Regions from separate parts of the Homo sapiens genome. Here region 2 is linked to region 1. A link is a contact called in ENCODE Hi-C or POLR2A ChIA-PET data. All regions are on one chromosome and are shown on one strand. Each heading gives the region's core, a stretch centred on a gene start or an enhancer-like site at or near the end of the contact. The rest is flanking DNA. Distances are from core to core; before and after follow the strand shown. Region 1 holds the start of CCL8 (C-C motif chemokine ligand 8). Region 2 has its middle 36 kb from the start of CCL1.

Region 1 (2,722 bases), core at 99-2,598:
CAATTAGATGGAAGACTTTGAAGATCCTGCACAGGACTGTGGGCCATTGGTCCCTAGAACTGATCAGCCCTTGGTCCTTAGGTGAAGGACCCGGACCCGGGAGAGGAGGGAGGGGAAGAGTGGGAGGAAGAAGCTCCAGAAGGAAGCTCTGCTCTTGCTGTCCAGGTGAAACCCTCCAGGGTCCTGGCTACAGATATTGGGTTAGTTTCACCAAGCCCCTAGAAGGGAATCCTAGAGCAGTTATGGACTCCTTCTCATGGACTGAGTTTCTCTATGGGGTAGAGGGGCCCTTTGGATAGAAGTTATATGCATCCGACTCATATGGACATGAATCTTGACTTCTCTATGTTGTCCATCAGAACTTTTGAATGGGGGTGCCAGGCACTGTCCACTCACATCACAGCTTCCTTGGGACATTGGATGTTGGTGATTCTTGTGTAGCTCTCCAGCCTCTGGATAGGAATTTTCCTATTGATCACGTTAAAGCAGCAGGTGATTGGAATGGAAACTGAATCTGAAAGAAATTTTGCAAAGAATGAGACATTTAGGACCCACCGTAAGTGTGCATTTGTAAGGAAAAGAAGAGAAGGAAGGAGAAGACCAAGAAGTCACCATCCCAAGTTCAGTGTCTTAGTCCAGATCCCAGAGATAAAATGTTGCCTGTGAGTCTCTTTCCTCTATTGAACTCTGCGGCCCGTCATTGTTGACTGGGTTTGGAAACATTTTGAGTAACAAGCTAGTCCTTGTCTACTAACCCAAAACTTCTGACACTGGGAACATAAGTTCCAATACCTTGCTTCCCAGTCTTTCATCCTCATGGGCTTTAGAGTTAGCCTATGCCATACGCTGAGATTCCTCTGGGTCCTCATCCTCTTTACACAGCCACTGTTCTGGAAGGTACACTGAACCATAACCAAAATTTGAAGCTTCAGGCAATAGTTTCTCCCTCTCCACTACGGCCTGAAATGTCCTTTACACCCACAGTGAGAAACAGTTCTTCGTTCTGGATTATTTCCCCAAACAATGGGAGGGTTGTTGCTGTAGCGGCTCCACTGTCTCCTCCCAAAACTGGGGTCAGGAAAGATCAAGGGAACCAGCCTCAGTGACCTGAGCCTTTAGTTCTGGTTTTGTTCCTAATGAGCTGTGACATAATGGCTCTTCTTAATTCCTCTTTTGGTCTCCCCTTAAAAAGGGAGAGGTCTTACCTGGCTGAGCAAGTCCCTGAGGGCTGAAAGTGGCTGCCATGAGCAGCAGGCACAGAAGCGCTGCAGAAACCTTCATCTTGGAGGGCAAGGGTGTGAGCTTCAGCATGAGAGGTGAAGGTTTCTGGGTTGTTCTCAACCTCTCTGCTCCTCGGTGGCTCTGCCTGCCTTTTATAGGGAGCAGAGAGCCTGGGCATGGTCACAATCAAGGAAGAATGAAGTAAGACCTTCCTTGAATATGCTGAGTAAGCACCAGATCCTGGGATAATTTCCAGATAACAAAACAAGGAAGTTGTGAGTTTCTATCTTTTGCTTAGGCTCTGTGGAGCAGAGGCTGAAGGGTATGGGATTGTGCTCAGCAAAGTGACCTCACTGAACTATTAAGGGCTCTGATTTCCTTGAAATGGAAAATTGTCTATAAGAAAGGAAGAATGGAAGCTGACGTCATAGTGGAAGAGAGCCAAGGGCCTACCCCTCTGTGGGTAACAGGAGGCCAGGGATGGGCCCTAAGGCTTTGCTGGTGCTCTCCATCACACTAGAGTCACTTGCAGTTCTAAGCCAGGCAAGCTCCTTTAGAACCCCAGCCACAGAACGTTGGCAGAATGACAGAATCCTGGAACTAAGTCTTAATGCCCCAGAATCTTACTGTTGCAGAGGGTAAGAACTAGACAGCACATGCTGGTCTTGTAGCATGGTGGTTTCCAAACATTTTATTTAGATGCTCAAGTTTCTTTCCAAATGAAATTATATGGAGAAGTCCAATATGTCATGGAGATTCAGGTGGAATGGGTCCGTCTGCAGAAGGCCTTCCAACTCTCTTGGTTCACACACAGTGGGGCTGTGGGCGGGGCGTGGCAAGAAGGAACCAGGTTTGCAAAAGACTGACCTCATCTACTCCCCCTGCAGGCCTGATCTATCCATCATTACAATATCATATAGAAGTTTTCCTGCTCTAAGAATTCACTGTATTCTTCTATTCATCCTTTTTCCTCTCCACAAATCTCTGGCTACCACTGATCTTTTTACTATCTCTGTGAGCTTGTCTTTTCCCAAGTATCATATGCATAGTTGGAATCATATAGTAGGCAGCCTTTTCAGACTGGCTTCTTTCACTAAGCAATATGCATTTAAGGTTTCTCCGTGCCTTGTTGTGGTTTGATAGCTAATTACTTCCTTTGTTCTTTATTCATTTATTATTTTTATTGTGGTAAAAATGCACATACCATCTTAACCATTTTTAAGTGCATAGTTTAGTGGCATTAAGAACATTCACACTGTTGTGCAACAGTCTCAATAACTCTTTTCATCTGTAAACAGAAATTCTATACCTATTGATCTCCAGTTTCCCCTCCCCCAAGCCCCTGGCAACCACCATTTCTACTTACTGTTTCTGATTTTGACTGCTCTAACTACCTCATGTGAGTGAAATCATATAGTATTTTTCTTTTGTGACTGGCTTATGTCATTTAGCGTAAGGATCTCAGGGTTCATCTATGTGGCAGCATATGATATGCTACATA
Region 2 (2,722 bases), core at 108-2,607, 80 kb before region 1:
CCTCACTTCCTCATCTGCAAATGGGGATAATGCTAAGTACTTTGAAGGGTTAATATGGAAATTCCTATAGGAAACTTGCTGTAAAGTTCTAGGCACATCGTAGGTCCTCTCTCCCATCAATCCTTTCTGGGTCTTTGATTGGAAACAGCTTCCCATTCCAGTGATGCTTATGAATCGCTTGTCCTTCTGCAAGCTTCTATGGGTGTGGATTTGTGTGTAGGTGACTTTGTGTATTTTTATATAGTTAGAATACATCAATATAAGACCATATATGTTTCAGATTAACTTCCTGCAAAAGAAAAATAAATTAGATTTGCATTGGTGTGAGTTTTTTAAAACATAAATGTACAACATAGTTCTATTCCTCAATATTTTGCATTTCTTTTGAAAGGACTATAACTTCAAGGAAAGTCTCAAAAAAGTTACCCCCATTCCCTGCATGTTAGCACACTTCCCTTGTAATTTTCTCTCTGTGTCTACACAGATAGCTGTATTTTTCCAGAACTGAATCATAGTCTACCCACTGTTTTGTGCTGTGTTTTTTGCATTTAACTGTTTCACAAGTATGTGTGTGAGTGTGTTTAATGCCTTATGTGTACAGATAAGTTTTGAGAGTTTCATAATATTCCGTTGCATTGGTGTTTAATTAGTTAAGGAAGCATTCCCTAATGTTTAATATTTTAGCCTTTGCTTTTGATTCCTTCTGGATAAGTTTAGATCTTGGAACAGAATCCTTTCTCTGGTAATACCTGTGTCCTTTCTGGGTGCTTAGAGAAATCTCTTTTCCAAAGCAGGACATACTCTCTCATTTTGAGCTCTCTGTTAAAAATTAGGATTTGATCTCAGAACTCACCCTGTTTCTTCCTTTCTAGACCATGTAGGTGGACTCTATTTAAGAAGCAAATGTGTAACAATTCCAATTGGTTGCTACTTAAACAAGAAGAGAGGAGATTTATTACATTTTACCAGAAAGGCTGAATGTTAAAGGCACAGGTACACAGCTGGAAATAATTAAAATAACAACCAATGTTTACTGAGTACCACATAACTATCAGGAGCTATTCTAAATTCATTGCATCCTCACAACAATCCAATGAGTTAGGTACAATTTTTAGCCCTGTTTTGCAGAAGAGGAAGTTGAGGTCAGAGAAGTTAAATGATTTGGTCAAGTTCATGCAGTTAGGAAGTGACTTAAATCTAGATGGTCTGACTCCAGAGCTTAGGTCTAGGTTAAAATCTGTCATGCTATTTGTAAATTGGGTCTCCTTTAAGAAGCCATGTGACTGCTCCGAGCCTCAGCTTCTGACTTGTGACGTGGTAGTGACAAGTCCTATCTCAAAGGACAGAGGTGAGATTAAGCAAGATGGTGTACAGAGAAGCCCACATGGTACTTGCCATGAGGTATTTGCTCAGGAACAGTTCCAGTCCCCTTTTCTCCCATTGTCACAGGGTTGGGATCCTGGTCCCCAACCCAGCCTGGCCTCTGGGCCCAGAAACATAACTATTTTCTATTGAAATGTTTGTGCTCCTCAATTGTCCTGTTGTTTTGACTTGTGAGCTCATTTTTCCCTGAGAGTATTGGTTACTCCTTTTGGCAGTGTTGGTGGTGAGATGCCAGATTCTATCTACTTCAATTCCAGTGAACTCAGGAAGTAGGGAGAGGTGAGCCTTAAGGTGCGGAACCCCTGGCATGAGAAAACACTTACCAAGACACCTCTCAGCTCAATCTTAACCCTTTGCCACCCATAGAGAGGATCCACTCTTTAGACAGTAATTTTACAGCCCCAGAAGTTCAGATAGGACGGGAGAGGAAGTAACGGCCCAAGTCAGTCACTCTGCCTGCTTTGCTCAGCCTCCCTTTAGCACAGGACTTCTGTACAGCTCTGATTTTACTCCTGACAATAATGAGGGCATAAGATTTAGTCTCCACAGGTTTTTCCCAAGGCTGTGACTGGGGAGAAGAAAGAACAGAATTCCTAATATTTCCCCCTCTCTTTTACACTTCTGCTGCTGTGCTGGGATACGTCCTGCCCAGGCCACACCATCACCTTCCGCCCTACCGTCCAATTCAAAATAGGACCACACCCCCATGGTTCCTCCTGGTTTTCAGTTTTCCCTTCCTTTGTGTTCCTCTGGAGTTGATCTTGGGGGGCAGGTTAAGCATCCGTGCTTGTTATGAATCTTGACTGGAAATGGAACCTGAAAAGCAACCTCTATTTTCCATCTCTTTAGCATCTCATGTAACACATTCTATGGGGACTCAACCTGTCAAAGACACTCAGTCATATGCACAAACGTGAACACCAGGCTACTTCTCCGGCATTGCCAGGGCTGGGGCAGAGGTGTGGCAGGAGGAACTGGTGATCCTGGTCTCTGTACTCGTTGGTCACAAACTCCTGCTGAGATCACCAGAGCTGCCTATGATTTCTGATCTTTCTGAAGCTTTGATTTCCAGGTTTCTTTTAGATACCACATGACGCCCCAGGATTCTTCTGATACCTTTCCTACTTTCTTAAGACACTCATTCATTCATTCACCACTTATTTATGGTGCATCGACTATTTGCTAAACACTGTGCTAAGTGAAAACTTGAATCGGCTTCTGTTTCTGTTACTCATAACCCAAAGTATCTTAGCTAAGACACCAGGTATTTTTATGTTTAGTTTACAGATATGAATGTGGGTACCAAGGGGGTACATGGAAGCCCAAACTAAGAGCCCTT

What was found. A loop is a pair of places that touch in the nucleus more often than their neighbours do. ChIA-PET counts read pairs that join two places held with the same protein, here RNA polymerase II (POLR2A). Pooled maps may share reads with other maps.
Region 2: a map of astrocyte of the cerebellum shows a loop between it and region 1 (4-fold over the local background). The contact joins the enhancer-like site here to the promoter of CCL8 in region 1. A Hi-C loop is called at or near these places in 3 of 168 maps with a recorded cell type or tissue (HCT116, astrocyte of the cerebellum and mammary epithelial cell) and 1 of 50 pooled maps. POLR2A ChIA-PET finds 5 or more read pairs at or near these places in 1 of 52 experiments (activated CD4-positive, alpha-beta T cell).

The regions. Positions count from the first base shown.
Region 1 is chr17:34,318,061-34,320,782 of GRCh38, reverse strand. CCL8 (C-C motif chemokine ligand 8) reads right to left here and starts at 1,348. Exons shown (of 3, transcript NM_005623.3): 1 at 1,206-1,348; 2 at 397-514. The coding sequence starts at 1,281.
Region 2 is chr17:34,397,731-34,400,452 of GRCh38, reverse strand. No RefSeq gene overlaps it. Among named protein-coding and RNA genes, the nearest start is that of CCL1, 36 kb to the right of the region's middle. Within about 2 kb of position 1,357, at least 3 of the 41 ENCODE cell types and tissues checked have a DNase peak (open chromatin) inside an H3K27ac peak, as active enhancers do.